Regions from separate parts of the Homo sapiens genome. Here region 1 is linked to region 2. The links are chromatin loops, found by intact Hi-C in ENCODE. Cell type or tissue: mammary epithelial cell. All regions are shown on one strand. Each heading gives the region's core, and the rest is flanking DNA. Links, peaks and the distances in the headings are about the cores only. Region 1 holds the start of LOC107984936 (metallothionein-1E-like). Region 2 overlaps AK2 (adenylate kinase 2).

Region 1 (12,093 bases), core at 1,808-9,807, 53 kb after region 2:
GCTCCTTTGTTTTATTTTTTTAAACAAATCGTTCTATTCTTCTGGGGCTGGTAGAGGTCATTGATAAACACTAGAAGAGAAGTCCAAGTCCCAGTTACCTCCTATTCCCATACCTGACCATCTTTACTGCCCACAGATAAAGTTCTTGCCAGCCAAATTGATCAGGTCTCCCCTCTGCCTTGTTTGTATGTGCATTTGGTAGGGTGAGGGGGGCATGTGAGCAATCTTACAGGTTCTGATCATTAGTTTTACTATAATTACTCATAATAACAAGAACACCATACATTCAGAGATTCATGATTTGTTTACAGAATATTTGTAGGATAGAGCAAAGAGTTTTGGATTTTTCTTCTCTTACACTCAAATATGGTTTTATTTTATTCATAAATAAGGGAACCAATTTCAGTGGGAAAACATTCACATTATAATTTTTTTTTTTTTGAGACGGAGTCTCGCTCTGTCACCCAGGCTGGAGTGCAGTGGCACCATCTCTGCTCAGTGCAAGCTCTGCCTGCCGGGTTCACGCCATTCTCCTGCCTCAGCCTCCTGAGTAGCTGGGACCACAGGCGCCCACCACCACGCCTGGTTAATTTTTTTTTTTTTTTTTTTTGTATTTTTAGTAGAGACGGGGTTTCACCGTGTTAGCTAGGATGGTCTCGATCTCCTGACCTCGTGATCTGCCCACCTCGGCCTCCCAAAGTGCTGGGATTACAGGCGTGAGCCACTGTGCCCGGCCTCACATTATTATTTAATATACTAAGAACAATATGGCCTAGTATAATCTTAAAACAAGCTGTCAAATGAGATAAAATTAGTTCAAAATACAAATAACTGATTTTTTATAGTTCTTTATAGTCTTCAGACTATAATCTCATTCAGACATAATTTCATTTTAGTCTCATCCAGGTGGATATTGGCGTGCATTTTATAAAGGAGAAACCAGTTCAGAGAAGTTTAAACATGGGGCCTAGTGTTTCATTGCTAATAATTGGTACAATTGATCTTTTACGCTTTTGAGTCTCTGCCCAAGTATGTCTTTTCAGAAACCCCGAAGTCAGGTAACTGTAATGTTTTCCTCTCAAGTATCCTGTTGCTAATCTTAAAACCCTTTCAGAATCTCTAGGAGACTGACGGGTGAGCAAAGTAGGCAACAGAAAATTTCCTGGTGTACAGGGGCAGATCTTCTGTACAGATGAATAAGAAGGGATAAGGCTGTCTTGACCTAAATTCTTTGTGCAGGTCCACCACTCCAGCCTTTCATTGCTGCCTCTGTCCTCTGCAGAATCCTTCCTCCCACCTGATCCCAGGAAACAGTATCAGCTATTGGCCTTCCCAGACAACTAGACTGGACCATCCCATAAACAGGAAGCTTTTTTCATCCCTAGCACATTTATGAGGGAAGATCAAGCAAGCTCTTTGAGCAAGACAAATTTCAGTCAGTGAAGGAGGATTTTTGCTTTCTGAAGCCTCCCTGAACCTCTTCTCTTGATTTGGCTCCATACCTCCTGTTCCACAACTTTTCCCTGCATTCCCCAACTCCACACCACCCCCTCCTCTTGTGCACGTACACCAACCTCCATCCCAATACATCTGTCTCAGATTTGCCAAAGTACTTGTACTAAAGGAGAACATCTGTATCACTCCCCTGCCTAAGACTATTCATTGACTACCTAACCTATAAGATGAGTTCTTATTATGTCTTTGAGAACTTATTTGATCTACCCTTATCATTTAAGCTCCTTTACAGTTTCCAACCATCTTTTTTTTTTTTTTAGATGGAGTCTCGCTCTGTTGCCCAGGCAGGCTGGAGTGCAGTGGTGCAATCTCGGCTCACTGCAAGCTCCACCTCCCGGGTTCATGCTATTCTCCTGCCTCAGCCTCCTGAGTAGCTGGGACTACAGGCACCTGCAACCATGCCTGGCTAATTTTTTGTATTTTTAGCAGAGACGGGGTTTTACCGTGTTAGCCAGGATGGTCTCGATCTCCTGACCTCGTGATCCACCCATCTCAGCCTCCCAAAGTGCTGGGATTACAGGCGTGAGCCACCACGCCCGGCCATCTCCAACCATCTTTTGATTTTATTTTCTATTTTTCACTCACATCACTATTTCCTAAGGTATGTTATAGGCATTACTTGAAAGAAAAATGTTTTGTGAGGAAATAAGCTTGGAAAATACTGAGTTAAACAAAATAAAACAAGTTTATGAGTTTCTTAAATCTTTAAACATGCTAATATGCTAATATGTAGTATAAATCTTCAATATAATGTAATTTCCCCAATTTAGATCACCAGGAAACAGGTTTTTGTTTTTTCTGTAGCATCTTTAAGGCTTAACTCAAACTTTCCCTAAACTCCTTTAATAGTTACCATGCTGGCCTGCCTTTGGTTAGTGTCCTTATTTAACCATAAACCTTATGCTCTGAATAGATTGAGAGCTCATGTCTCTAGACTAGGATATCTATATTCCAACCATTTCTACAACTCTGTGTACAAAGTCTTTCAATTAGGCTCTAGAAGAGTGTGGTACATAGATGAATTTTGATGAAAAAGATAAGAAATATGAGCAGCATAGTTCTCAGAGGAAGAATAGAGATGAAAGAGATAAGCAAGAATAGTATAGACAGGTGATCATTCAATTCAACAGACAACTTTTTTTTGAGATGGAGTCTCGCTTTGTCGCCCAGGCTGGAGTGCAGTTGTGCCATCTCAGCTCACTGCAACCTCTGCCTCTCGGGTTCAAGCGATTCTTCTGCCTCAGCCTCCCAAGTATCTGGGATTACAGGCATGTGCCACAATGTCCAGCTAATGTTTGTATTTTTAGTAGAAACAGGGTTTCACCATGTTGGCCAGGCTGGGCTTGAATTCCTGACTTCAAGCGAGCCACCCGCCTCACCCTCCCAAAGTGCTGGGATTACAGGTGTGAGCCACCACACCTGGCTTCAACAGATACTTTCAGAATGATACACTGTTGAACCCTGGGTGAGTACTGGGTATTTCAAAAAGAACTTAGACATGGTTTTCTTGATAGGAAGTTTCACCTGGTAGAGGAGACAGATAATTGATACATAGATAGATAGAAAATTATTCAAATGTCATATGATAAATACTAAAGAAAATACGGGTGCTCTTAGATAGATGAAAGAACAATAGAATTTGCATGATGGTTTCAAGAAAGACTTCACAGAGGAGCAGGCATGGTGGTGTGCACCTGTGGTCCCAGCTGCTTAGGAGGCTGAGGTGGGAGGATTAGTTGAGCCCAGGAGTTCGAGACCAGCCTGGGTAATAGCAAGACCCCATACCTGGGAAATGACTAGAGATCAACCTGAAAACGTGGACTGGATTCAGGTTGATAGGCCTGTGTAAGCCATGGAAATAAGTTTTGGGTTGAAGCACTTTTTTTCTTTTTTCTTTTTCTTTGAAGGATTTTAAGCAAAAGAGTAACCTTCCAGAATGGAATTTGGATGGAGTGGGGAATAGGGAGAGCAGATAAGGAGGCTCTTGGAGTTGTCTAGCCTAGAGATGGGTCTTAAATAGGGCAGGAAAAATGAAGATGTTAAGGGTACAGTTCATTGTGACAAGTTGGCGCATGTCTACCACCCTGATGCCTACTAGGGGTCTATTTGTAAATGGGTAGCCTAGTTATGTTACATGACTTGGGGATGGAAAGTACAGACATAATATAGGAACACATTTCTTTAACCACTGAAGTCTATTGGAGCATAATCAAATTTATACTAATGGAAATCTCTTTCCAGGGCTGAAGCTAAGTAATGCTGTGGTCTAGCTTGTCACTTTATGAAGTTTCTGAAGATTTAGGAAATTAATAAAATGAGTAAAAGTTGTATGAACTTAAGCAGCAGGGGCTGGGGTGGGCGGTCTGTAGTCTTTTTCTTTTTTATTATTTTTTATTTTTTTGAGATAGGGTTTAACTCTGTAACTCTGTTGCCCGTGCTGGAGTGCAGTGGTGCAATTTCAGCTCACTAGAACCTCAACCTCCCAGGCTCAGGTGATCCTCCCACCTCAGCCTCCTAAGTAGCTGGGACTGCAGGCATGTGCCACCACACGCCACCGCGCCCCACCACACTCGGCTAATTTTTGTTGTTGTTGTTATTTGAAGAGAGAGTCTCACTCTGTCACCCAGGCTGGAGTGCAGTGGTGCAATCTCGGCTCACAGCAACCTCTGCCTCCTGGATTCAAGTGATTCTCCTGCCTCAGCCTCCCGAGTAGCTGGGAGTAGCTGGGACTACAAGTGCACGCCACCATGCCCAGCTAATTTTTTTGTATTTTTAGTAGAGAGGGGTTTTGTCAGGTTGGCCAGGCTGGTCTCGAACTCCTGACCTCAGGTGATCCACCCACCTCAGCCTCCCAAAGTGCTGGGATTACAGGCATGAGCCACCATGCCCGGCCTAATTTTTGTGTCTTTCGTAGAGATGGGATTTCACCATGTTGCCCTGGCTGGTCTTGAACTCTTGGGTTCAAGTGATCCTCCTGCCTTTGCCTGACAAAGTTCTGGGGTTATGGGCATGAGCCACTGCACCCAGCTGTGTCTGTATTCTTCACAGCATGTAATTTTCTACACCTTTCTTTTAGCTTCTGATTAGCAAGCCTGACTGATTGGTTAAGCTAAAAGAGCAGAGTAGGAGAGATGCACCAGCATGGGACGTGGAAGAGAAGGAACAAAGTGGACAGGGCAGATTGGGTTTCAAGGATGAGGTATTTTCTTTTCTTTTTTTTTTTTTTTTGAGACAGGGTTTAGCTCTGTCTCCCAGGCTGGAGTGCAGTGGCACGATCTTGGCTCACTGCAGCCTCCACCTCCCGGGCTGTAGCCGTCCTCCCACCTCAGCCTCCTGAGTAGCTGGGACTACAGGCATGCACTACAGGCATGCACCACCACGCCTAGCTAATTTTTGTATTTTTTTTTTTTGTAGAGATGGGGTTTTGCCATGTTGCCCAGACTGGTCTCGAACTCCTGAGCTCAAGCAATCCACCCACCTTGGCTTCCCAAAGTGCTGGGATTACAGGTGTGATCCACCATGCCCAGGCGAGGTTTTTTTTTTCCAACTATTCGGGAAGAAGATTACCGTATTCAGAACTTAGGGGTTTACCACTAAAGTGGGTTTATATGAAATTTTAGGATTAGGTTATAGTACCTGGCATATAATAAGCCAATAGATACATGGATACATTGAAAAGATTGCTTTAGAGCAGAGTGATGGCCTAGGAGAAGACCTAGAATGTCCTAGGGAAGGTCAAACAACCAAAACAAGAGAGGGTCTCTGTCATTCATGCAACACAGGTATTTTGAGCATGAACCAGTATACTAGACTGAGATTAAAAAGTGGATGATATGTCTCCTTAAGTCCAGTGTGGTTTGGAAGGCAAGCATATAAACAGTTAGTTACATTATAATGTAAGTGTTATAAAATAATTGTGCACACCCACGAAGTAGGCAACGAGCTGCCTAGAGAGGTTAAGTATATTTTACAGAGAAAATGACACCTGAGTTGGTTCTTAAATGGGTACTTGTCAGGGCAAGAAGTAAGGACAAGACATTTCTAGGTAGAAGGAATAGAGTATGTAAAAGCCAGAAAGTAGGACAGAGTGTACGATGTTTTTACGCCATATATCTTTGAGGACAAGGTCTCACATGCAGTTTTAGAACGTGTTTAGCTACGTTTGAATGTGACAAGTACCTATACCTCCATTTGGTGGAATAGAAGCTAAGGTTTGGAGATTGTTTTTTTTTTTTTTTGAGATGGAATTCCTCTTTTGTTGCCCAGGCTGGAGTGCAGTGGTGTGGTCTTGGCTCACTGCAACCTCCGCCTCCCAGTTTCAAGCAATTCTCCTGCCTCAGCCTCCCGAGTAGCTGGATTACAGGCATGCGCCACCATGCCTGGCTAATTTTTGTATTTTTAGTTGAGACGGGATTTCACCATGTTGGCCAGGCTGGTCTTGAACTCCTGACCTCAGGTGATCCACCTGCCTCGGCCTCCCAGAGTGCTGGGATTACAGGCGTGAGTGACTGCACCAGGCCGGTTTGGAGATTTTAATAGCTTCATGTCATGCAGCATGAGTCAGAGGCAAGAGCTCAGACCAGGTACCCAAAAACAGGAATGCCAAATCTCGTGCCCTGAGTAATTCTGTGTCGTAGTAATAGATTGCTGTGGATTCATGAGTAATTTGGGGTTATTTTACTTCCTTGGCACCAAATTACACACTCAAAATTGACATTGTTGATCCTATCCAATGTTCTTCTTTTTCAAGAAAAAAAAAAAAGTGGGCTGGGCACGGTGGCTCACACTTGTAATCCCAGCACTTTGGGAGGCTGAGGCAGGAGGATCACTTGAAGGCCAGGAGTTCGAGACCAGCCTGGCCAACATGGTGAAACCCCATCTCTACTAAAAATACAAAAAATGTAGCTGGGCATGGTGGCGGGCGCCTGTAAGCCCAGCTACTTGGGAGGCTGAGGCAGGAGAATCGCTTGAACCCAGGAGGCAGAGGTTGCAGTAAGCCGAGAGCACGCCATTGCACTCCAGCCTGGGCAACAAGAGTGAAACTCCGTCTCAAAAAAAAAAAAAAAAAAAAAAAAGAAGTGGGGGCTGGGGGAATGTTAATAAACATTTACTTCTGCCATGTGAGGTAGGAATGGATGATGAAGTGTTCAAGGCTCCCTACTGGATGTCCACTTAATTTGTATCTTTAGAAGTTGACTTAGTGCTTTTCTGAGGTCATCCAGTAACTTTCCCATTTAATGCAAAATAACAAGCTAGTCACTGTCTTGAGGAGACACGTTGTTTATCTTTAGTAGTTATTTTGCAGCTAGGTGGGGTAAATTTGCCCAGAACTCCTACAGGATATGAATCATTTGCATTCATAGACTGACCTGTTCTCACTTTGTTCTTTCTGAAAAGAGTTTTAATACAGCCTGTATTATATAACATAGGGGATACATTGTCATTTATATTTTCAGCATCATTCTCAAGTCAATTTGCAGACTCTATGATAAACCTGAGAACTTGAGTTGCTATGATTAACATCTCATGTACATTCAAATAAACAAGCAAACTGTAGAATAAATCCCAGAAAATGTTATTAGCTTTTTGTACACGTTATTTGAGGTCTTTGAATATTGCGGGAGAGTATTGGAATAGAGGACAGAGTGCAGATGGCAACACGGAAACCTGCAATTACTGATGTTTTTAAAAATGTGTGTCATAGACCAAGCTTGGTGGCTCACGCCTGTAATCCCAATGCTTTGGGAGGCTAAGGCGGGAGGGTTGCTTGAAGACAGAAGTTCCAGACCAGCCTGGGCAACATAGCAAGACCAACCCTGTCTCTACAAAAAAAAAATAAAAAGAAAAAAGAAAAAGTTAGCTGGGCATGGTGGTATGCACTGGTACTTGGAGGCCTGAGGTGGGATCACTTGAGCCCAGGAGTTTCAGGTTGCAATGAGCTATCATCACACCACTGTCCAGAAGCTGGGCAACAGAGTGGGACCTTGTCTTCAAAAAAAAAAAAAAAAAAAAAATTGTGTGATTAACTTTCATAACTTTCCATTTATTTATTTATTATTTTTTTTAGACAGAATCTCACTCTGTCACCCAGGCTGGAGTGCAGTGGCGCAAACGTGGCTCACTGGAGCCTCAACCTCCCAGCCTCAAGCAGTCCTCCCACCTCAGCCTCCCAAGTAGCTGTGACTGCAGGCCTGTGTCACCATACCTGGCTGATTTTTTTTTTTTTTTGAGATGGAGTCTCACACTGTCACCCAGGCTGGAGTGACACCCATGGTGGCGCAATCTCTGCTCACTGCAACCTCCACCTCCCGGGTTCAAGCGATTCTCCTCCCTCAGCCTCCTGAGTAGCTGGGATTACAGGCGCCCGCCACCATGCCCAGCTAATTTTTTGTATTTTTAGTAGAGACAGCGTTTCACCATGTTGGCCAGGCTGGTCTCGAACTCCTGACCTTGTGACTTGCCTGCCTCAGTGTCCCAAAGTGCTGGGATTACAGGTGTGAGCCACCACGCCAGGCTGTTTTTTTTTTTTTTTTTTTTTTTTTTTTTTAAGAGAAAAGGTCTTGCTGTGTTGCCCAGGCTGGTCTAAAAATGCTGGCCTCAAGCGATCTTCCTGCCTCAGCCTCCCAAAGTGCTGAGATTACAGGCATGAGCCATCTCACCTGGCTAAAATGTTATTTTATACAAGTATTATATTTCTTGTTAGAGTAATCTGAGCGCTTAATTGACATATTTGGAATTAATCAGAAAGGCTAATAGTTATATAAATATATTGGATTGTTTGTGTGAGACTAATTCTTGGTAAATGAACATGAACTACAAGAAATGGTCGACATTAGTGCTGATAAATTCTGAATCTTTACATGAAGAATATGTGTCACAGCTGAGTGCAGTGGCTCACACCTGTAATCCCAACACTTTGAGAAGCCAAGACAGGCAAATCACCAGAGGTCAGGAGTTGAAGACCAGTCTTGCCAACATGGTGAAGCCCTGTCTCTACTAAAAAAAAAAAAAAAAAAAAGCCGGGCGTGGTGGCGGGCGCCTGTAATCCCAGCTACTCGGGAGGCTGAGGCAGGAGAATCACTTGAATTTGGGAGAAGATTGCAGTGAGCCGAGATCACGCCACTGCGCTCCATCCTGGGCGATATAGTGAGACTCTGTCTCAAAAAAAAAAAAAGAATATGTGTCAGAAGAGAGAAAGGGAGGTATGGCCTTAATGCTATTTTAATTTATAAGATAGAGGCCTGGTATTCTTGGATTCTGGAGCCTATCAAGACATTTCAAGGTATAGGTTTGAATTGAAAAAGTATGGAAAGATAAGATGAGCTTTCAAGAGGGATGCTGATCATAAGTCTTTAGGGTTTATTGTCTCTGTGACTATGGTCAGACCAGCTTCACTGTGGAACTGGAACTTAAGAATGAAAAAGGCAGCATGCTTTCCAACTGCCTGACTGCTTGTTGGCCTCACCGGTGGGAGCTCCAGCATCTCCTTTGCTCGAAATGGACCCCAACTGCTCCTGTGCCACTGGTGGCTCCTGCATGTGCGCCGGCTCCTGCAAGTGCAAAGAGTGCAAATGCACCTCCTGCAAGAAGAGCTGCTGCTCCTGCTGCCCCGTGGGCTGTGCCAAGTGTGCCCAGGGCTGCATCTGCAAAGGGGCGTTGGAGAAGTGCAACTGCTATGCCTGACGTGGGGACAGCTCTGCTCCCAGATGTAAATAGAGTAACCTGCACAAACCTGGATTTTTTAAAAAATACAACACTGAGCCATTTGCTTCATTTCTTTTTATATTAAATATGTTAATGACAATAAAACAATTTTTACTTGAAGAAAAAAAATGAAAAAGGCTGAGTGCAGTGGCTCACGCCTGTAATCCCAGCACTTTGGGAGGCCGAGGAGGGCGGATCATAAGGTCAAGAGATCGAGACCATCCTGGCCAACATGGTGAAACCCTATCTCTACAAAAATACAAAAATTAGCTGCGCATGGTGATGCATGCCTATAGTCCCAGCTACTAAGGAGGCTGAGGCAGGAGAATCGCTTGAACCCGGGAGGCGGAGGTTGCAGTGAGCCGAGTCGCGCCACTGCACTCCAGCCTGGCGACAGAGCGAGACTCCATCTCAAAAAAAAAAAAAAAAGAATGAAAAGGTAGCATGGTGGCTCATGCCTGTAATTCCAGCACTTTGGGAGGCTGAGGCAGGCTGATTGATTGAGCCCGGAAGTTTGCGACCAGCCTGGGCAATGGGGCGAAACCCCATCTCTATGCAAATTACAAAAATTAGCCAAGTGTGGTGGTGCGCACCTGTAGTCCCAGCTACTCTAGAGGCTGAGGCAAGAGGATTGCTTGAGCCTGGTATGCGGAGGTTGCAGTGAGCCACTGCATTCCACCCTGGGTGACAGTGAGACCCCATCTCAAAAAAAAAAAAGAAGGAATTAAAAAATAAACTTTAGTTTTTGCCATAGCTCTTTATTTCACTAATGTCCTCTTCCTTCGTATAAACAAATACTAATCTCTCTAAATATAGCAAACTATCAAAAGGAAATAGTTTTGTACCCTGTTATTTATGAAACTTATTATGACAAACTACTCCTAAAGCAGCTTCAGCTATGATTGAATAAATGCTGGAAATCCAGGATAAATAAGATACTCCACCTCCACTTTTTAAAGTAAATAAATGATTTGTGTTTTTGGAATCTCAAGAAATTTATAGCCAGGCATGGTGGCTCACGCCTGTAATCCCAGCACTTTGGGAGGCCGAGGCGGGTGGATCACCTGAGGTCAGGAGTTTGAGACCAGCCTGGCCAACATGGTGAAACCCCATCTCTACTAAAAATACAAAAAAAATTAGCCAGGCGTGGTGGCTTGCACCTGTAATCCCAGCTACTAGGGAGTCTGTGGCAGGAGAATTGCTTGAACCTGGGAGGTGGAGGTTGTAGTAAGCCGAGATTACACCACTGCACTCCACAATCCAGCCTGGGTGACAGAGCAAGACTGTCTCAAAAAAAAAAAGTTTACTTTCTCACATGGGATATATTTTACAGTTGGTCAAATGTGCTTGTGTGTGTATATGTGTGTATGTGTATTCTTTTCTCTGTATCATATGTGATAGTGGGGTAGTGCCAAACATTGTTAACTCTGATGAATAATGTCTCTTTTGGTTAGATCATTCTTACCTTACTGGTATCTCTTACTGTTTCCTTACCTAGTTATGCTGTTATTGCCTATGGCTGTGCCAGCTGCCCGAAGCTAACTTGTGAGAGGGAAGGTTGCCAGACTGAGTTCTGCTACCACTGCAAGCAGATATGGCATCCAAATCAGACATGCGATATGGCCCGTCAACAGAGGGCCCAGACTTTACGAGTTCGGACCAAACACACTTCAGGTCTCAGTTATGGGCAAGAATCTGGACCAGGTATAAGTTGGCATTATCTCATTGTCTCTTTATTTGGTATTTCATGATGTGAGCCCATAGCTGAAAGAAATTATCTTATTGTATAACCCAAGTACTCCAAAGGATCAGAGAGCAGAAAATATCATTTGATAATACTTTCAATATTATAATAAAGATAGCACTTCCCTCTCTGACCATTATAGGTTATCCAACTATATAAAATTGAAATGCAACAAAATTGAATTATGTAGTTCCTACTTTCTTAGTAATATGTCTCAGATTGGAGAGCAATTAGTTCATTTTGTTTTGCTAGGGGCTTTTTCAAAACTTTCATTGTGAACAGAAAGACATTTAATTAGTATTAAACCTGTGCTGTTTGCCTTCAAGCTGACTTAAGTGCCTCACTGCCTTTGGAAGTAGAGTACAGATTGAAGAAAAGGAAACAGTATTAGTATAGATTAATGATTAACCTTAAAAGGAGGAATGTCACACATTCAGCTCCAACCTTGGCGAGTCAGAGGAAACCTATTTTAAAATGTCAGTGGATTTATTGCTTTGTACTTTTATTTTGCTGATGTCATTTGGGAGAGGCTAGTAGGAAAGATTTTGCCATTCACTTTTTCCTGGCACAGCATAATTTCCTAAATTGTCATTTTATTAGGATAGTTCATAACTTGCTCTGAAAATTACCAAGTATATGGTAGATAGCATACCCAGTTGTTTTTAGGTTTTGAATTTGAAAGTATCATGGGAAGGGATTGTGGGCTATGTTAACAGCAAATCACAATGATACATGTTGAACCTGAAAAATAAATTTCCCAAACTAAAGTTTTTAAAAATGTAAAGCTAATTCCAGGCTGCAGGCTATTCTTTCTGTAGGATTCTTCTTTTAAATCTACCAGCCTATCGACTGGTAGAAATTTCATTTTTCTTGGAAACATCTTTCTCCCTAAGGAAATCTCCTTGCTAGAATGTGGTTCAAGTGCTGTGTAAGATGCCAGTTGTTGGGATAGGCAGCTCAATAAGAGACAGGATTCATTTTATGAAAATTCCTGAGGTCTAGACATAGCCAACCTTCCAGTAAAGTGGGTTGTACAATTTGGAGTGTTCAGTGAAGAGTTCTTGACTGCTGCCTCATTTCTTATATATACTCCTAGGAACAATTAAATCAAACTGGATTTAACTAGGGGT
Region 2 (12,093 bases), core at 1,366-9,365:
TGAACTCCTAGGCTTAAGCAATCCACCCACCTTGGCCTCCTGAAGTGCCAGGATCACAGACGTGAGCCACTACACCCAGCCCAGCTGTTTACTTCTTTAACCATACTTTTGATTTTATTTTTTGACCAAAATGAACTAACCCAGGTAATCTTCCAGGGACCGCAATTCCAGAACCTCATAGTATTTCTTCCATTTCCAGCAGCTGATTAGAAGTCCAGGATCATGTGAAGTCAGGCAGGGTCACAGTTCCTGATGGCACATTATGGACAGAGAATTCCATTTTGTTTTCTAACCCATGATGAAAACCCACGTGAGTCAGTGTGTGAACAGGGATCATTAATTTTTTCCCCCTAGGTGGAAGGAAAAAGGCACTTACTTTGCAGGTTACAGAAATTACTGGGAGAGGATATCGTCATAAAAAGAGCCAGGCCAAATTGGAATATTTTTGTGATCTGCATCATGATGCTGAAAATAGCAATTATTTGGGAATTGGGTTTGAAAACTGAATTGTTGCCAGAGAATTAAACCAGGTGAAAGGTCCTTTTGAATTCAGATTGTCTTCTGAACATCCAGGCTGATCATCTGAGAGCAGTCAAATCTACTTCCCCAAAAAGAGACCAGGGTAGGTTTATTTGCTTTTATTTTTAATGTTTGCCTGTGTTTCCAAGTGTGAACAAAACAGTGTGTGATCTATTCTTGGATTCATTTTGATCAGTATTTATTCAAACCCAGTCTCTCTCCAGGACATAAAACTGAAATCAGATATGTTCTTTTTAAGCCCAAACCCTCTCCTTTCTAGATCCAACCCTTCACCCCTAATTTTATGATGGCTATAGCCATGGACTTCCCCAAGAAAAGATCACCCAGAAATAAGACCACCTGTGACAGTTACCAGCTTTTATTCATAACCTTAGCTTCCCAACTATTGAGCATTTTCTAAGGTCCCTGCTGTCTTTTGGTCTCTGGTTTGATTTGTGGCAAACAGATGAAGTAACAGACTGCTATGAAGGACCACAAAAACGGCAGCCTCTGGAAAAACCATTAGAAAGTCAGTGGCAGATCCAGTAAATAATATCGCCAGCCTCAGCATAATCTGCTGCTGACTCGATTCAGTGGACTCTAAAGTGCCCAGCCTCCTGACCTGAGCTCTCCTGCCATCTGTGAGACTACCAGAGGTCTTATCTGCTGTCCACATGGCAACTGGGCATGAGTACCTGGCCACCTTGCTTCCCTCTTTGCCTGGTCCAAGTGAGTGTCTGCTGCCTCTGTCCTGCCTTGTTTTCCTGGCTCTAAACCAACTCCACCCACTCTTAATGGAAACTCAGTCTGGCTTTGTGTGTTTCTGGGAAGCACATGACTTCTGGGAATGGGCAAGGAAGAGGAGTGAAACAAAAACTGTCAGCTATGTGTGCCTGGTCTGGGATCCTTCTCTGGGTGACAGTGGCATCATGAATCTTAGAATCAGCTCCCCTTTAACTAGGGACAATTGTAAGCACTTGGCCTCAAAGTTGAGGTTCTTGAATGTTTGCTAATTTTATGTGCATGATCCTTGCCCAAATATTTGTCATCCGTCCACATAGATTCACGTGTGCATACAACATGTACAAGTAATATTTGGGCTGCCCATAAGAACTGGAAGATTCATAGGGAATGCATATACCCTTCTCAGTATGGTTAGGATTCTGTTTTTGCTTCATTTAATTCCAGAGTTCCTCAGCCTCAGCAGGTTCTGCTTTTACCTGTCACAGAAATGTCCAGTGTTTAATGCATTTGGTTGCTGGGGCTTACATGCCAGCCTCCTCTGATATGTACTTGGTTTTTAAAAACCCATTTTGTTCTCTCTTGTTTCCTCTCTATTTCAGCCTAGTATCAGAAGGCCAGGCGAGACTGCAACACTGCTCATCACCCCGCGGCGTGATCCCTGCTCTTAGGTGCTGGGCAGAGGGGAAGGGTGGTCAGGGTGAGGATGGTGAGGGAGGGCTGGTGAGGGGCTCAGAGGAATACTTGGAACAACAGCAGTGTTATTGTAGTGTGGCAGTTTCTTTTATACATAGGTGAGAGTTTTTAAAGTGTAAGGGAAAAATTAATTTTTTAAAAAACACCATGCTTGGAGGGTGGGGGTAGAAATAGACACAATATTATTTCTAAGGAATCGGGTTTTCATTTACTCTGGACTGGTGAAAATATTTTTTAAAGCCAGTGCTCTAAGACCTCAGCTTTTATCTCAGAACCCCATGGGTTCCAGACCAAGAGTACAGGAAATCAAATTGTTGTCCTGTCTGTCTATAGCTTGGAACAGGGAGCTTTGATTACTGACTCCGGTTCCACACACTGTAAGATCAAAAAACCATCTCCACATTTGAAAGAGATGTAAGGTGTATTCATAGGGATGGTGGCTCAACAAATCAAGCAAACTGGAATCAAGGGGAGGGGGAAGGGAATGAAATGGAAAGGGAGGCTGATTCCCTTCCCCTGACTTACCACTAATTTACTAGGCTACCTACTTTCATGAGTAACCTCTCACAGCTACCCAGCACATGCCACAATCCTATGCTCTTGCCTTCTTTTATCTGCACTGTGTGAAGGGACTCTTTTAAATAAATGAGCAAGTGTCCTAAGCTATGTCATCCAAAGATTGTCCTTTCCATTCTCAAATCCTGTGACTGGGATCACTCAACAGCACTGTGATGTATTATTTTCAATGAGGTGCCTTTCTTAACTGACCAAATGCTGCCTTGTTTGGCCCCTAAATCAATAAAATATGTTAAAATTTGTATCCCCTGTTGTGGCATTTTTTTTAGATAATCTAAGCTAGAAAAATGACATTGAATTCTGGACCTGGCTGGAAGGAAAAGAAGCCCTTTCTTGTCGCTGGCAGCTGTGTGGTAGGGAGGTCCAAGTATGTGCATATGAGATAAGCCTGCAACCTCTTGACCTTCAGCTCCTATGCAGGCTTCTCTTGAGCCCAGAGACAAGGCAGCTTGGTCTAGTGGAGATAGCACTGTGCTTGGAGTTCAGGGGACCTAGGACAAATCCCAGCCAGTTAGTTATTCACTGTGCTCCTGTTTCCTCAGCTGAAAAAGGAAGTTGGTTATGCCACCTTCTTGGCCTTAATGGCATTAAATGAAATTTATAGGAAGAAGGTTTTTGCTCAGTACCTGGCATGCAACAGACATTGGATAAATGTTAGTTGGATCCAGATATACACAGAAAGATATCTGCTTCCTGCCAGGCTGGATAACTGTTGAATGGACACTTGTCCATAGTCTAGAAAGCCAGTGCTTCTAATCCTTAAGCCAGATCTTTGACTACCTTTTCAGTTGCTTCTTTAACACTCTTTGTTGCTTCTCTGTGTGTCCTAGTTTAAATTCATTTCCTCTCCAGCAAAAGTGAGCTTAAATAATTTCTCCAAACTAAAGCTCTCATGTTTTTGGAAGGGCTGCCTTTGCAAGTGAGGTTTCTGAGAAATGACTGTTGTTCCCAAAACAAGAGGGAGCTGGGCTGGAAGCACCACTATTCTTCTTTAGGCATCTTGTTACAGAGAGAGGCAGGGTCTTCACTGACATATTAAATCCTGTTCCCTGAACCAGCCCCTCCCTCTTCTGCTCCACTTCCTCACCTGTGCAGAGTCATTTTCAGGTGTTAGCCTTACTGATTTGCACTGATCTGTTTGTTCCCTGAGCTTTTTAAATACCCTGTGAAAATTTTCTTTCCTCCCTTGGTCATCATGCATCTAATTGTGGGGAAATGTTTGTCAAACCAACCTGCAAAGCAGCATGGTGTAGTTGAGAAGAATAAACAGAGAAGACTGGGTGAGCTATTGTTTGTTTGCTTCTTTGGGCCTGGGTTTCCTCATCTAATCTGCAAACCAAGAATGCAGACTAGTCCTACCACTCCCGGAAGACTGACGTTGTGCCAGGTATTATGCAAAGGCTTCATGTAACCCTCGACTTCACGTAACCCTCACACAGCACCCTGTGGAGTCAGAACTGTCCTTCACTTTTATAGGTGAGGAAACCAGACTCAGAGAGGTGAAGTGGCATTCCTGAGGTCATGCATAAGAGGCAGTCAGGACTGAAACACAGTCTCTAACACTTATCCGTCCCCTTGATCTTGTTGCTGAAGTGATTTAATTACTTGCGTAGCTCTGCACACAGGAAGGGCTGCTCTGAATAAGAGCTCTTTTCCATGGACACTCAGCGCTGCCGGAACTGATTTTGAAGAAGTCACTGCCGGCTCTGAGGGCCTAGGGTATGTGTCTTAGGATCTCCTGTGTGCACAAAGTGTCACTGACAGAACACAGCAGGATGGAGAGCAGCCTCCTCAGAAGCCTCACAAGTCTTTCCTCAGATGAAGACAGAGCAACGAGTCAGAAGACAGATTTCAACAGCGACTTCACCATGCGACCTTGGACAAGTTATCTCACCTCATCAGTAGAATAGGAATGATCCCTACCCCTCAAAGGTGCTGATGACACTAGTGACCAAGATACTCATGTGGGTTGGACTGCCCAGGACACAGCAGATGCTTAGTAAACACAGATGGAATTCAGAGGGAAAATGTAGGCATTGAAGAAAGTTGTCTTACTGACCATCCGGAACCAGGCTAAGGATCCCCTAGAAATCATAGACCTCTGAAATTATATGCAGAATTCTTTATGTGTTTTCATAATTAATAATAGTCTAACATATTAAATTCTTAGCTGTGTGAGAGGTTCTGCATGCATTATCTCATTTATTCTCCTCGATAACCCTGTGGAGGTAAGTATTGCTATTATCTCTATGGTATGTCTGTAGACTTTGAGATTCAGACATCTGATAATGGCAGAACCAGAGCCTGAGTCCAAGTCTGGCTCCACACCCCAGCCTCTTAACACTGTGCCAATTGCTTTGACACTTTGCTGGGGAGAGATGAAATGATCTCAAAGGCACTCATGATACAGAAAAGGCTATGAGCCATGGATCCAAACAAAAGGAGAAACTCAAGTAGGTTTGCTCTGTTACAGTGAAGGACCTGCCACAGGTAAGACCTTTTTCTATTTTGCCATCCTCCGTTGTTTCCTTATTGTTGGTACTAAAGTTCCAATGTGCTGGATTTGCATAGCTCCTGGAATCACCCGTATTCCAGAAAGGCTGGAGGGGTGAGTTATGTTGGGGGAAGGAGCCGGTTCCCATCTCTTGTCCTCCACGATTATCTCCTGGTTCTGGATAAGGTGGCCAGGAGAGGGTGTGTATGTAGGCTGTTGAGTCACAGGCAGCCGTCTCAGATTGCAGCTCTGTGTAGCTGATGGTGTTGCATTATTCATAACTCCAGGGGGAGCAGTGTGCTTCTGATGTTTTGGGAATGCAGCAGCTTTGGGTTTAGAGTCATCCATGGCAGTGTGATGATGAGCTGCTCTCACAGAGGGCCCCTTCCAGGTGCCCAGTCCAGATTGAGGTGCCCCCAGCAGAAAACAGGTGGAAATGGAAAGACAGAGCATCAGAGGGCAAGACAACATGGGCCTAGATCCTGTGCAGGTAGCCCTCAAGCCAATAAGCCAAACAGATCTGCACTTTGGGGGTAAAGTTGCTATGGAGCAAATAATTTGATTGTGTGGTGTTCTGTAAGGGTTTTGCAGACAAATTCCTCTGAGCTTAGCTAGGAGTTCATTATGCTTCCTGTTTAGCTGGTCTTCTTTCTTCTACTAAATAAGAAATGCTTCATTTTTGGCCGAGCACGGTGGCTCATGCCTGTAATCTCAGCACTTTGGGAGGCCGGGGCATGCGGATCACAAGGTCAGGAGTTTGAGACCAGCCTGGCCAACGTGGTGAAACCCCGTCTCTACTAAAGATACAAAAAAATCAGCTGGGCATGGTGGCGCCCACCTGTAATCGCAACTATTTGGGAGTTCGAGGCAGGAGAATTGCTTGAACCCGGGAGGCGGAGGTTGCAGTGAGCCGAGATCGCGCCATTGCACTCCAGCCTGGGCAACAGGGTAAGGCTCCGTCTCAAGAAAAAAAAAAGAAAGAAAGAAATGCTTCACTTTCTACTGTCTTCCTTCTTGCCCTGGCTGTGAGGAAACTCAAAACTACGTCTTGTGTTCAGTTGTTAATCATTCCTCAGCCATGGTTTCTTAATAAAATTTCAACGCCAGCCCAATTTTAGTTCTGTGTTTAGCATTTTTGTGCTCATGTGTGTTGTAAACTGCCTTGAGTCTATTTTGGAAGAGAAGCAGAGTGTAAAGGAAGGGCTAATTATGCAGTACAGGAGGTCAGACTGCAGAGAAGAAGGTAGCTTTGTGAAGGAAGTGGGATCTGGGTGACTCCATGCAGAGGGTGGCAGCATTCCAGCTGAGGGCACAGCACAAGGGAGGGTACAGCGGCCACTGGTGCTCTGGGCTGCTTTAACCTCAAGCAGGGGTCCCCAACCCCCAGGCCATGACTACCACCAGCAGGAGGTGAGCGACAGGCAAGTGAGCATTACCGCCTAAGCTCCACCTCCTGTCAGATCAGCAGTAGCATTAGATTCTCATAGGAGCACAAACCCTATTGTGAACTATGCATGCGAGTAATGTAGGTTGCCCGCTCCTTGTGAGAATCTAATTAATGCCTGATTATCTGAGGTGGAACAGTTTCATCCTGGTCTGTGGAAAAATTGTCTTCCACGAAACTAGTCCCTGGTGCCAAAAATCTTGGAGACTGCTGACCTAGAGAACCCCTACCAGAGTTCTTGGGAAATCTGTATCTGATTAGAGATAAGTTTTTCAAACAAAGCACAGTGACCGTAGAAGGGAAGTTTTTCAGCTCATGAATAATGTCAAGAATGCAGAAGAGCAAAAGACAAGGATACGTACATAGAGATTTGATGGACCGCTTTAAGCTCAGCCCATGTGCCACTCTTCCTCTCTCCCCTAAACACACCACAGTCTGTGCTTTGACCATGAATCAGGCGATACTTTGCTGTGGGGCTGAAGTGGGGGAAGTCCTTCAGTTTTATTGTCAGCTCTCTTTTCCAGTCATGTGTCTAGTGGTATGGGCATGAGTTCTGAGGATGACAAAGATGGTCTGTGCTTAGATCTTGGCCCTGACAGTAGCTTACTGTGTGCCTTGAGGGAGACACTTAACCTGTAAGCCTCAATGAACTCATCTGTAAAATGAGGGTCATAGCACTCATCTAGAAGAGTGGTGAAGTTCATATGAATTGAGAAATAGCAGCTGCCCAATAAATGATCCTTTCTATGTCCTTTCCCAGGGCCATTTGCTGAGGAAAAAAGGACCTTACCATGGCTACCAGCTATTTCAGGATAGGTATCTTTACCCATTCCTATTCCTCAGTGCCACCTCATCCCCCTTGGAATTCAGTACCAAACCCGAACAGGTTGCTTTTCACTGGAGTGTTTCCTGAGCTGCCAGATGTGCCCCTGAGTGGAGATGGGAATCAGTGTTATCTTCCCCAGGGATGCTGATTCTACTCCAGGCTGGCAGGAGACATTGTGGTCCTGACATGGCAGCCAACCAGATAGCAATGGTCTTGGCACCCCCAAAGCTTACTGAGAGTAGGACATTCTATAGTTGAAGATGAGGGGAGCATCTTCAACTGCTGAAACCACACCTTGGCCTGGCTGTACCTGCTCCTATCTTGAGGCCAAAATAGGAGGGAGCACAAAAGAACATGGTGGGGTAGATCTGTGTGCACGTGACACCAGTGAGGTGCTGGAGTGGGCCGTGAGAGTCTTTAGTGAGAATATGTTGGCTCATGTTTTGGAAACCTTTGAAAATTGTCCTGTGGTAAGGGAATGAGAACAGTACCTCTCTCTTTGTGCTGTTGACAGGATGAGTTCATGTCTGTCAGGTGTTTTAGAACAGTGACTCCCATAGTGCTCAGTAAGTGTTTCCAAGCTAGCAGCTCTGGCTCAGCAATTCCAGTTTGTACATGTCCCCCAAGGAAATGACTAAGTATGTGCAGAAAGCATTCTTTATAACAGGGTTAGAATTGGAAACAACCTAAATTTCCAACAAAAGGGGAGATTGGCTGATTGATTCATGGGATGGAATAGTATGTGATCACGAAATAAGTCATTTTAAGACAAAGATTTTATGGTAAATTTATTAAGTGAATAAACAAAGGTTTTAAAACAATACAGAATGGAATATGCTTTTTTTTTTTTTTTTTTTTCCTCCTAGAGACAGGATCTCCATATGTTGCCCAGGCTGGTCTTGTGCGCCACCATGTCTGGGTAAAGAATGGATCTATTTTTAAAAGGAAACTTTTTATTTTGGAGTAATTTTAAGTTTACAGAAAGGTTCTAAAAATAGTATAGAGAGTTTCTGTATATACTTCACCTAGTTTCCTCTAATGTTAACATTTTACTTAAGTATGGTACATTTGTCAAAACTAAGAGATTAACATTGGTATATTACTAGACTGACTATATTTGGTTTTCAGTAGTTTTTCTACTAATGTCTTTTCTATCCAGGCTCCAACCCTTTATACCACATTGCATTTTTTTTTTTTTTATTTAAAAGTGTATGTACATAGAAAAGCATCCGGGTGCATATAGATGAAAATGTTAACAATGATCATAGCTGAGTGGTTGAATTAAGGGAGATTTTTGTTTTAAAGTTCTTAGTATGTCTTCTAATTTTTCTATGTTTAACATGTCACATAATTTTAAAACACAAAACTAACAATTCAGGCTGAGTTGGTGCCCTCTGATTACCCCTTGTATGGCTATACTGTGTATGTTTAGCTGAGTCTTTTCAACACTCAGCTAAAGACGGCAAATGAATAAGTCTGCCTCATCCCTCTTTCCCTATCATGCAGCCCAGGGCCCGGCACAGAGGAGGCACTGATAATATCTAGTTGAATAATGGGTGAAGTCAGAGAAGTTTATTGCTACCAACTCTCGGAGATAAACTAGTCTTAGCACTCTTTTTCAGCTTAAGGAAACCCAGGCTTATGTTTCCCCAGTTTAGTGACCCCAGCAGGACAGGACCTGTTTTTAAAGTTTGCAGTCTCAGGGCTGACTTTTATGCCCATCGCTGAATTAGTTGCTGTGGCCAGGAGCATGGAATATGCCTCTTGGCCAGGCTTGGGTCCACTGACCAGGCCTTTAGATGGCTTCCCAAAGAAAAGTCAGGGTTCTGCTATCCAAAGGAGGTAAGATGGATACTGAGGAAGTTAAATACAACATCAGAGCCATCCCCTAAACACAGGCATTTTAATCTCTAATTCCTTTTGCCATACTATATGTCATGCTTGGGCTCCCTGATGAGAATAGTACCACATTAATGCTATTCATCATTAAATCCTAGCATCCAGCACAGTGCTTGTATGTAGCAGGGACCTAGTCAACATACAAGTGAATAAATACATTTCTTGGTGACCTAAACAAAATCATTTAACTAGATGTTTAAATCAGAATGCTTTGAGTTGTAAATAACAGAAAACTGGCTCAATAAAGGACATTTGTTGACTCATGCAACTGAAAAGTCTAGTGGAGCCCAGCAGTCAGGCATGGTGTGGTCAGGACTTCACTTATGTGCCAGTCTCTGACTGCCCCCTTGGTATCATCAGGCTTGTCTCTCTCATGGTAGCAAAATGACTGCAGCAGTTCCAGACGTGACATCTGTACTCCGCAACATCCAGAACAAGAGAAAATACAGAGACCCTGTATCACAGAATTCCCAGCAAAAGTCCTGAGAGTCACTGTGAACTGAATAAGATTACATGCCCACCTCTGAATCAGCAATTAGTGGCAAGGGTTGTTTACTGGCTTAGCCTAGATCATGTACCTCACCCTTAGAACTGGGGAGATAGGGGAGGGAGAGAGTAGAATCAGCTTCCCTGAAACTACATGGATTCCTGATGGGAACTGAGACTTTGGGGAAGGGGAAAGCAGTCCGGATCCTGAGGATGTAACCAATAGGAATCCAGCTCAATTGAATACCCTGAATTGTGTGGCATAAACAAGGGCTGCAGGAGTTAGAGGGCAATGAGTGAAGGTTGCATCAGTCAGAGCAGGGAGGCTTCATGGAGGAGAATGAGAGACTGGAGCCAAACCCTGAAGAGATAAAAGATTTGGGCAATGGGGTAGGGAGGTGGAAAGGAAGGAACATTGCCCATGTGCTGTGCCAGACATCATACTAAACCCTCTGTATGCCGGGCGTGGTGGCTCACGCCTGTAATCCCAACACTTTGGGAGGCTGAGACAGGTGGATCACCTGAGGTCAGGAGTTCGAGACAAGATTGGCCAACATGGAGAAACCCCGTCTCTACAAAAATACAAAAATTAGTCAGGCATGGTGGTGCACTCCTTTAGTCCCAGCTACTCAGGAGACTGAGGTGGGGGCATTGCCTGAACCCGGGAGGCAGAGGTTGCGGTGAGCCGAGATTGTGCCTCTGCACTGCAGCCTGGGTGATAAAGCAAAACTCCATCTCAAAAAAAAAAAAAAAATTCTCTGTATGCATTATCTCAGTTAACCCTTACAATGACCTGCAAGTTTGGTATCATCATTATCCCCATTTTACAGTTGAGAAACTGAAACCCAGGGGTCACACAGTAAGTGTTGAGGTTGAGACTTGGACCCAGCTTGTCTGGCTGAGAAGCTTGTGCCTGGAGCTATGACGCTGGTGAGTAAAGTAGACAGTGGTCACCTGGGAAGTTTGCATTAGTGTGAAGTAAGTGGCCTGACCTCAGGTCATCACAGAGGTAGTGCAGAATGTGAAGTTCTTCCCTCAGCTGTGCTGTTTTTGGGGCAGCGGGGATCAGAACCAAAGCACAATTCCTTTGAAAGTTTGCCAAACTTTGACCTTAACCATGTGAAACCTTGTGCCTTTCCTGCTCACCAGATGGATTCTTCAGACAAGGCCTAGGTGCTGGTTCTGCTCCTTACTAGGTGGCCTTGAATGTATCATTCACAGTCTTTGAGCCTCAGTTTCCCTATTTGCAAAATAGACACAGTAATACCACATTTATTGATTGAACAGATTTACTCTTGCCTTATCTTTGCTGGGCCTGGGAGACCAAGAAACAAAGATGAATGAGACAGTGCCTGCCCCCAAGGACCTCCCAGTCTAGCAGAGGAGATGGATATAAAATCAGAGAGACTTATGGAGAGCAGTGGAAAACATAGATCAGGGAGCGATCAACTTAGCTTAAGTGGATCTGGGAAGGCCTCAAAGTAGGGGACATCTGAGCCACACCTTGAATGGTTAGTAAGAGTTTGCCAGGCAGCCACTTGGGGCAGAGTTTTGTGAGAATCAGATAAGCTGTGTCAAAGTAAATGTTTTATAAATTGGGCTGCCTTTCCCTTCTAGGTTCATACCTCAGCTTGCATTGCTGCTGTAGGAAACATAAGAAATGCCCTAGAAACCCCTCCCTGGGCTGAGAGTTCCTAGAATTAGGGGCCGGGGAAGAGTTTTGAATGCATGCTAAAGTCTAGGCTCATCATCTTGCCACACAAGGCCTGTTTGGCTTCATCTTTCTCTTAATTTTATGCTCACGCAAAACAACCACCTAGAGTTCCATGAAATCATTACCTCCCTGTTTCTCCTCCTATGTCTTCTTCTTCTCCACACCCACCTGGCAACCTCTAATTTGTTTCCTGGAAATGTGATTGACCCACACTCCACTCACGCAGCCTCAGCACCCTTTTATTTGTAAATACATGGACTCATCTTCTCCAGGGGACTGGGGCTCCTTCAAAGACAAAGAGTAGGTCTCAATCTCTACCCTGCCACACCTAGCACCAACTGATCAGAGCTGCATCTCTGATGCAGGGATAGGTAGTTGGGAGTCTCACTTCTTCCACAAACATTGAGCTTCTGCCACAGGCCTGCTGGCGTCAAGTCAGGCAAAAAGGATTCAGGAAGCAAAGGGTACAATCCAACCCTGGAAGCAGTCACAGTCCAGAGAGAAACTCACATGTAAACAGTCCATTGTAATACTGGGTGATGTGTGCTGGGATGAAAGGATATCTGGAACATGAAGGGGACACAGGAGAGATCAACTACTTTGGGCACACGGGAAATTGAGCAGGAATCTGCTGGGTGGTGAAAGACAGACACTAGAGCTTGTACGAGGCATGGAAGCATGAAAAAGCACAGCAGGTT

What was found. A loop is a pair of places that touch in the nucleus more often than their neighbours do. Peaks named below come from ENCODE experiments on the same cell type or tissue, not always from the same donor. Only the 100,000 strongest peaks of a DNase experiment are listed, where the experiment ranks them.
Region 1: it touches region 2 in a loop (5-fold over the local background); 37 of 110 quality-filtered maps call a loop at or near these places.

Annotation. Positions count from the first base shown.
Region 1 is chr1:32,948,399-32,960,491 of GRCh38, reverse strand. It overlaps RNF19B (ring finger protein 19B), which reads left to right. Exons shown (of 9, transcript NM_001300826.2): 2 at 10,718-10,923. It overlaps LOC107984936 (metallothionein-1E-like), which reads left to right and starts at 8,683. Exons shown (of 1, transcript XM_047437246.1): 1 at 8,683-9,284. The coding sequence starts at 9,013. The coding sequence ends at 9,198. In mammary epithelial cell, for the core only: no CTCF peak of the experiment used is centred there; DNase peaks (open chromatin) are centred at 6,111 and 6,771; H3K27ac peaks cover 1,726 bases.
Region 2 is chr1:33,000,603-33,012,695 of GRCh38, reverse strand. It overlaps AK2 (adenylate kinase 2), which reads left to right. Exons shown (of 6, transcript NM_001625.4): 6 at 1-4,710. Among named protein-coding and RNA genes, the nearest start is that of AK2, 30 kb to the left of the region's middle. In mammary epithelial cell, for the core only: a CTCF peak has its summit at 5,297; DNase peaks (open chromatin) are centred at 5,285, 7,005 and 7,835; H3K27ac peaks cover 4,830 bases.